Linked DNA regions of Homo sapiens: region 1 is linked to region 2. A link is an interaction called in ENCODE POLR2A ChIA-PET data of the cell type or tissue named here. Cell type or tissue: GM12878. All regions are shown on one strand. Each heading gives the region's core, and the rest is flanking DNA. Links, peaks and the distances in the headings are about the cores only.

The links. Peaks named below come from ENCODE experiments on the same cell type or tissue, not always from the same donor. Only the 100,000 strongest peaks of a DNase experiment are listed, where the experiment ranks them.
Region 1: POLR2A ChIA-PET joins it to region 2 with 9 read pairs; 5 of 35 experiments call an interaction of 5 or more read pairs at or near these places.

What each region holds. Positions count from the first base shown.
Region 1 is chr17:73,279,930-73,284,318 of GRCh38, forward strand. It overlaps CDC42EP4 (CDC42 effector protein 4), which reads right to left. Exons shown (of 2, transcript NM_012121.5): 2 at 3,695-4,389. Among named protein-coding and RNA genes, the nearest start is that of CPSF4L, 20 kb to the left of the region's middle. RefSeq lists an enhancer at 1,836-1,965. In GM12878, for the core only: no CTCF peak of the experiment used is centred there; DNase peaks (open chromatin) are centred at 2,242 and 4,181; H3K27ac peaks cover 777 bases.
Region 2 is chr17:73,225,025-73,229,413 of GRCh38, forward strand. It overlaps VCF1 (VCP nuclear cofactor family member 1), which reads right to left. Exons shown (of 4, transcript NM_001098832.2): 2 at 2,141-2,240. Among named protein-coding and RNA genes, the nearest start is that of VCF1, 5.2 kb to the right of the region's middle. RefSeq lists an enhancer at 3,956-4,005. In GM12878, for the core only: no CTCF peak of the experiment used is centred there; DNase peaks (open chromatin) are centred at 2,487 and 3,889; H3K4me3 peaks cover 2,724 bases; H3K27ac peaks cover 2,033 bases.

The sequences.
Region 1 (4,389 bases), core at 250-4,249, 55 kb after region 2:
GGCCTTGGCCGCCTGGTGGGCAGAGGTGACCTATGGGAAGCAGCAGCTGCCGCTGAAGGGGGCTGGAGCAGCCAGTGCCTCCCTGACACTTCCCTTGGGCACACAGAACCGTGGGAGATGGGCATGCCCCACTCTGAGAGGCTGATAGCCCCGTCTCTGTGCTGCTTGGCCAAGCCAGGCCACCGGCCCCACCTTGTCATTCCATGTCCAGCTCCTCTGTTTCCTAGACCTGTGGGGTGGGCTGGTTCTTTCACCTCTAGCTGCTTCCCCTGTAAAATGGGGGTGATATGAATGGCATGGACCTCACGGAATTGTTATGAGAATGAACTGAGGCCAATGCAAAGAACAATGCCTAGCATATGGCGGTCATAGCTGCTAAGACATATGGCCCGTATCACAGCGGTGCAGAGCGGCGTGTGCCCAGTAAACGGGCGCACAGCCCTATCCACATGGGGGACGTGGAGGGAGATGCTCTGGACCCGCTGGGGCAGGTGGCGGGGCTGGTGCCAGGACATCATCGGGCCAGAAGGCTTTGGGTCCCATCCCATTTTGGAAAATGGTGACTGAGATCTGAATTTAAATGACCAAATTATTACCCAGAAGTAGTTCCTGGTTCCTTTAGACAGAAAGGGCCCACAGAACATCTTTAAAGCAAGAAGTGCCCTGCGGGGCCCTAGGTTTCTCAGGTGAACCTCAGAGACCAACGGGGAAAGAGTAAGGACCCCCCAAATCCAACCCCACCCAGGGAAGCTCTGGCTCAGCCTCCATAGAGGTTCAAAGTATGACCTCATATGAGGCCAGGTGTGGTGGCTTGCGTCAGTAATCCCAGAGTTTTGGGAGGAGGCCAAGGTGGGAGGATTGCTTGAAGCTAGGATTTTGAGACCAGCCTGGGCAACATAAGACCTCATCTCATAAATAAATATATAAATGAATAATCAATCAATTATAAAAGGCTGGGTGCAGTGGCTCGCACCTGTAATCCCAGCATTTTGGGAGGCCGAGGTGGGCGGATCACCTGGTCAGGAGTTTGAGATCAGCCTGGCCAACATGATGAAACCCCGTCTCTACTAAAAATACAAACAAAAATTAGCCGGGTGTGGTGGCGTGCACCTGTAATCCCAGCTACCCAGGAGGCTGAGGCAGGAGAATTGCTTGAACCCGGGAGGTGGAGGCTGCAGTGAGCCAAGATTGCACCACTGCACTCCAGCCTGGGCAACAGAGCGAGACTCCGTTCTCGGAAAAGAAAAAAAAAAATCAATTAAAAAAAATAGCATGACCTCATTGCAAACAAAGCTTCTGGTAAAAAGTTGAAAACAACTGAGCTACTGCCTAATTTTAAAGATGGAGAAACTGAAGCCAATTGGAGCGAGAAAATAACTGGCCCAAGGCTACCCAGCAAATCTTTTTTAAAAAATTTATTTATTGGCTGGCTGCGGTGGCTCATGGCTGTAATCCCAGCCCTTTGGGAGGCCGAGGTGTGTGGATCATGAGGTCAGGCGTTCGAGACCAGCCTGGCCAAGATAGTGAAACCCCGTCTCTACTAAAATTACAAAAAATTAGCTGGGCCTGGTGGTGGGCGCCTATAATCCCAGCTACTCGGGAGGCTGAGGCAGGAGAATTGCTTGAACCTGGGAGGCGGAGGTTACAGTGAGCTGAGATCGTGACACTGCACTCCAGCCCAGGCGACAGTGCGAGATTCCATCTCAAAAAAAAAAAATTATTTTTTGGTAGACATGTTGTCTCGCTGTTACCCAAGTTGATCTCAAACTCTTGGTCTCAAGGGATCCTCCTGCCTCAGCCTCCCAAAGTGCTAGGATTACAGGTGTGAGCCACGGCGCCTGGCTCCCAGCAAATCTTAACAGAGCTCTGTGGCCTGGCTGGTTCTGCGTGTTCATCTCATCCTTGTCTCCTGGGTCCACTGAACCCCCAGCCAGAAGGTATGCTCCTTAAAGCTGTGAATCAAGCCAGGTCCCCGGGTCTTCTTGAATGCTCAGAGCTTTTCCATCAATGGTCAAGAAACAGATTCTGGGGCTCGGGGCGGCTGGTTTCTCTGGGCCCCTAGGGAGTCCCTGGTTAGTCGGTGTAGGTACAGTCATTTCTCTCTCTTGGGAGGTTGCACTGTGTCTGGGAGGCACAGCCCCTTCTCATCTGCCTGGTCCTCGCCTGAACAGTACCTTCCTCTCCCCAGTCATCCCTGAGCTAGACTGTAGCCCCTAGGGACCCGTCTCCCAATGGGCCCCAGCTCTCCTCCCTCTCTCTTCTTCCCTTGGGGCAGCCAGAAGTCCCCGCTCATAACTCCCACACGAATGAGCCTGTCTAGGGACAGAGGGAGGGACCTGAGTGACATTTTAATTATGCCTCTAATTGCTTTCCAGGGAGATGAGTGGGGAACTCACATTTCTCTGTGGGTGCTCAGGGGAGAGTGCAGGGTTTCCACCAGGAACTCAGCCACATTGAGATCCCCAAGATTTCCCCAGATTTCCTGAGAGCAAGCGGGGGCTTCAACAAGCAGTGAGCCAGCCCTACGCAGACCAGGGCTCCCTTCTGAAGCTGTCCAGAAAGAGGGGAACATGATTCAAGGGAAGGAGGTGGTAGGGCAGGGGCAGGGCAGTGGGTTCAGGGGCCACTAGACCCTCACCCCCTGACTTTATATCCCGAGGTTTTGATGTGCCCAGGAGTGGTGGGGTGAGAAGGGCAGGAGTTTTGAATGAATTCTGGGCATTAGAGAAGGCGGCCTCGAGGCTTATCTGATCATCTTTCTCCATCTGGAAAATGGGGATGTGGAGCTTCTATCTCCCTGAGAAGTGAGGTTGAACTGAGGACCTGCCACTTGTAAGCTGATTTTCCAGGCTTAACGGTAAAAGGGGAAAGAGGAGGTGGTAGCCCCGCTCCCAGCATCATGCAGAAACTGCCTTCAGGGCCAGCCACTTTCTGGTGGTGACAGTTCCGTGCACCAGGACACCAGGGGGCTGGGGAGAACACAGTCACTCTCATCCTAATCACAACTGTATAAAAAGCCCATGTCGACCGGCACGGTGGCTCACACCTGTAATCCCAGCATTTTGGGAAGCCAAGGTGGGCGGATCACTTGAGGTCAGGAGTTGGAGACCAACCTGGCCAACATGGTGAAACCCAGTATCTACTAAAAATACAAAAATTAGCTGGGTGTAGTGGCGCACGCCTGTAATCCTAGCTAGTTGGGAGGCTGAGGCAGGAGAATCGCTTGCACCTAGGAAGCGGAGGTTGCAGTGAGCTGAGATCACACCCCTGCACTCCAACCTGGGCGACAGAGTGAGACTCCATCTCAAAAAAAACAAAACAACAACAACAAAAAAAAAAAACAAAAAAAAACAAAAAACCAACCCCCTCCCCCACAAAAAGCCCATGTCACTGTTTCTGTGCCTCAACCCTCTAAGAGTGGCAGGATACCCATTTTACAGAGCAGGAGAGGGAGGCACAGAACAGCTAAGCGACCAAGTGCCAAGGGCTTCCAAGAGATGGCAGTTAGGGACACCTGAGTCCCCAGACTCTGAAGGGGCCTGCCCAGGCAGACAGCATCGCAGGAAGGGCGGGTCCTCACGGACAGAGAGACAGAAGCCACCTCAGGCCCCCCTGGACAGCTCTAGGACCTGGGTCCAGACCCCACCCCCATCCTGAAATAGCCCTCCCAAAAAGCAGAGACAGACACCAGGCGTGCTTTAGGGCTTTTTTTTTAATGTTTCCTCACTGTTTTGACAATATCATGAAAAAAATCAGTTTAGAATCTGGAATTGGCCTGGACGGGATTCGAGGGCAGCTGGCGGGGGCTGCATAGCCCCTGAGGTTCCTCCCCCACCATGGGACCTAAGCTATTGGAAACAGGAGCACCAACAGGGCACCGAACCTGGAACTAAGTTAGTGTCTAGAGTCAGGCAAGAGAGGAGAGTCAGGCAAGAGAGGAGGGGCCGGGCCACAGTCGCCATGGGGACGCCCCTGGCTGTGGTTGGTTCTGTGTCTCCCCCTCCCCTCACTGGCTACATGGAGACAGGGAGGTGGGTCAGGCTGTTCCCAGGACAGAAAAATAACCGGCAGTCAACCTCAGGGCTCATACCCGAGCTTCTGCTCAATCCCCTCGGGGACAGTTACAGGACTCAGAGAGAAACGTGAATTTCAGAAAAACAAATCATTTTTCACATAAGTGTTCCAAATATTGCGTGGGGCATATTAATGCTAGAAAATTATCTTTTGTTTACCTGAAATTTGCGTTTAACTCAGCACTCTGTTTTGGTTTTGCTAAATCTGGCCAACCCTGGCCTCAAAAGTCGGTGGGGGGAGGCCTGAGAAAAGAAAGGGAAGTAGTCAGTACTGAGGGTATTGAGGGGAGGGAGGGAATAACTCAGCCAAAAAGAA
Region 2 (4,389 bases), core at 141-4,140:
GACAGGACAGCACAGGACGGCACAGCAGGCTATTCTGGTCAATGTTCAGTAAGCAAGGCTGAAACTAATGGTTGTAACACCCCATTAGGTGATCTACCAGTGAGTTCAGACAGAAACTACCAGTAATGACCTTAAACGATAAGGAAGACAATCTAGTCCTTCCTTCAGATAATGATTACGGAGTGGCTCAACAACTGAATTTCTTTGGACAAGTAAGGACAAGCTCAGCTAGAGAACCCAGGAGGTTGAGTAACAAGACGTTGTTTTCTTCTGTGAGACCAATGCACGGATTTTAGAAAGAGAGTAAAGGTCATTTTGTACCAAAAACTAAATAAATAAATAAATAAAATTTAAAAATCTACAATATCTGCCTTACTTAAGAGATCAGAAATGTTAATTTTTTTAAAAAAGGATGACAATTTCTTTCTTTTTTTTTAACCAAGAGACAAAAGCAAGAAAAAGATGGCAATTTCTATTGCTGTTCTCAGGCTTCAAAACTGGCAGATACGGGAAAAAAACGTTAATACAGAGAGTTAGACCTACCATACCCTTGACTGAAATGAACATCATATAGCAGGACTTACATACAGACACAAGTAAGGAAATACTGATGGCCAACACCATAGAAGTAATCTTTGCATACTCTTTTAATGAATAGTCTTACAATTCAAAAGAATGGAAACTCAATTACTATTACAGGGTTTTATCATTAGATATTCATGGTAGCCTCTAATCTTGTTTTCTTTCATCCCTGAGATTCCCAACTATTACATTAAACAAAGCTCAATTACCTTTCTGATAATCATTTTTTAAAAAGAAAAGAAAAAAGCAAATAGGAAAAAAATATATATATATATAATATATATATATATATATTTTTTTTTTTTTTTTTTCTGAAACGGAGTCTTGCTCTGTTGCCCAGGCTGGAGTAAAACGGCACGATCTCAGCTCACTGCAACCTCTGCCTCCTGGGTTCAAGCCATTCTCCCACCTCAGCCTCCCAAGTAGCTGGGATTACAGGCGTGCACCACCACACCCAGCTAATTTTTTGTATTTTTAGTAGAGATGGGGTTTCACCATGTTGGCCAGGCTGGTCTCGAACTCCTGACCTCGTGATCTGCCCACCTTGGCCTACCAAAGGGCTGGGATTATAGGGATGAGCCACTGCGCTCGGCCAGGAAAATATTTGAAGAGGAAAAACAGCTATAGAAACTCAGGTCTCCACACAGAAGGATTCTACTCTGCACTTGTTCACTGTCTCTGAATGACTGTTACCTACATGAAAGTTCCTGATTTTTCCCCCTTGGGGGAGTTACTTTGAATTGCTGGCAAAGACAGACTGGATATAGGTCAAATCCTATTATCAGGAACTAATTAAAGTACAAATTATTTGGGTGTGGGAGAATTCTACTGTGAGTTATGAGGCTAGGGCTCTTTGTTGTTGAGGCTTTTCTCTTAGTGTGACAACTGTTAAGGGTCAAAATCTCTAGGTGCATAACTTAATAGCAGCATTACTTTATATTGGTTTCCTTTCCCCAGCACAGAGCAGCCTTCCAATTGCACAGAAAATGTATCCTCAGTCTGCGTACTGAAGCACTCTTTCATGAAATCAAAAATTGTAAAAAAGTTCCAGAACACCCAACTCCCCTTCCCTCTCACCACAGGAGCTCTTTTCACAACAAGATAATGAAAAGTAAAAACACTGAGAAATGGGATTCTGCATACACATACCTTACATATTTTACATGCTTAAAGTTTCTCTTAAAAGGCATTTGAATTGAAGCAACAAAATATGTTTATCTTAAGGACAATTCATGGTTTATAAACTACCAGAAAAGAAGTTCGCTGCTGAAATACAAAACAGTGAGTTCAAACATAGGCTTTCAAAAAGCCACGAAATTTCTAACAAATACAAATGAGTGTGTACATATATGACTATGTGCACATATGTACTGTTTTGCTGGGGACAGGGTACACAGCTTCCTCAAAGGGACCCTGATTTGGAAACAGAAAGGTTAAACCAGTATAATCAACTAAGGTCATTTTAAATTACTGTTTAAGTAAATTTAATTACACAGCAGATACTAGGTTATTTAACTCAAGCAGTGAAAACAACAGACTATGTGACCACACTTCCTACCTCTGTGTCCCAGGAATCCTGAAAGACAGGGTTTCTGCTACTTCTTTTGGTCTGGGGGGGAAGATGGTTGTCTTCTTCGTTGCCATTCCTTCTCCTTTTCCTGAAATTAAATCACAAGGAGAAAAAAAAAAAAACCCAAACAACCGATGTTTTGGACACTTGAATTGCAAACCATAACAACATATAAATTTGCCCTCTGGCCTGAGAAAACATAATTCAGCATATGATATCCCAATAGGTTATCAGTTGGAAGTACAGCATCACTGGACACTAAGAGCAAAAATACAAGACAGCAGCAGCGAGGTCAAGCTTAAGTTAGTAAAACTCATTTCTAAAAAGAAGCTTAACAATTTTAAATGTCTGTTGGGACTGAAACAAGAACAGGAAGAGGTTAATGACTAAGCTTTCAACCTCTAACCTAATTAAGGTTTTCTTCTTTTTACACTCCCTGAAATTAGGATTCCGAGTTACCTAATTGTACTCCCTTCCATATGACAACATTTGATATAAGAGTGGCTGCCTTTGCCTATTTGCCCTGAAAACCCTTATAAAAGTACCTCTTGGTCACATTCACCTGCTTATTCTGGCAACACTAGCCGGTATTATGATATAACAATTACTTCACTAGATTGTTACTATGAGATGATAGCATAAGCTGCTTAAAATTTCCAGGTTTAAAGAAAAATCACACATCTTTCTTAGGCAAGTGTTCTCGGACATGCAAGAAAGACCAAATTTGCATGTACTCTATTTAAGAATTATGTGCTGTCAAAACGATTTCTGAACCTGTTAGAAAACAGAAATAAATTAAAGGAGGTATAATTTTCAGTCAAATTGCCCGGAACTGTACTGTCCAATACGGTAGCCACTAGCCACATATGGTTATTTACATTTAAATTAACTAAAATTAACCATCCAGTTCCTAGGTCACAGCTGCCCTGTTTCTAGTGCTCAGTGGCCACGTGTAGCTAGTGGCTACTGCACTGACCAGCACAGATAAAGGACATTTCCGTCACTGCAGAACGTTCTCCGGAGCAGCACAGGCTAGAGGTCTGTATGTACATGGCAGCAGCACCTATTACAAAACCCTTGAAGTTTCAGCTTTCTATAGTTAAGAGACAAAAGGCTAGTGTGGACACACAGCTCTTGGAAAGCATGTACATTTGGAGGATATAGTGTCTTCTAAATAATTATACACTTTCTATGAGAGTAGGGTGGCTTACAGTGGCAGGCCTTTAATCCTAAAGGTTTTGAGTTGAGGTTTGAATATTAGAGAAAATAAATGATCACCCTAAGCTCACTTCTCTGTACTCTGCAACATTCTGAATAGGTCTAACTTTAATAATGAGTATGGATCCCAGCTTAAGTTTGGAATAATAAAGAGTGTGTGGTTCTGATAAAGCTTCAACCATCCTGCACTGGGCTATGTAATTTACTTCATTCTAAGACATTTCTGCTCCCCACCTTTCTCTTAGGAGATCAGATCTTAGCTGCACATTACTTTGAAGTAGTTGGAGGTTAAAAAAAAATAGATGAATATCAGGTTTTAATAATCATTAAATGGGTGTGCTTTTATCATAAATTTGAACCAAGAAACTGCTAATTTCATCCTAATATGATCAGGGAATTTGAGTGGGAGTGTTCTGCAGAGGCAAAGCAATGTCTGCTGGGAGGCCAGTCGACACCCAAAGAGAAAGTCATTGAGTAAGTAGCAGCTGCTGGTCCTCACACACCCATTTTATCAGCGTGCCAACAGCTGACTGGGCTTTGGGCTGCTGAGTCACTCTAACCAAACTTAGGAGCCTGATCAAAATTTGCTATCTCCTCATTTATAATGGGGGATAGATCTTTCCAGGGACAAGACTATGAATGTCAAGGAGGTTGCATGGCAGAGGGACTGTAAGAACAAAAAAAGATGAGATGATTTTGTGGATTTCAACTAATCTCTGGGAGAGTCACATGAAATATCCCTGCCTCATAAATTACTTGATCTCTCAAGGCACCAGAATAATCTCTTTGGCCTGTTGGTAGCCTTCTCCTCTGGATGGTACCAGATTAAGAAAGAGTCCTACCTGCTCTTCATTTGCCTTTTTCTAGGCTCTTAGCAGATCTCATCCTTGAAACATTCTTCTTTCAACAATGGTGTTAACAACTGGCAAGATTACAGCTTCATGCTCATCCCTATCAGTTCAATCAATCAGATTACAATTTTTGGCATTAATGCCACAGACCAGGTTATGATTTTAGCA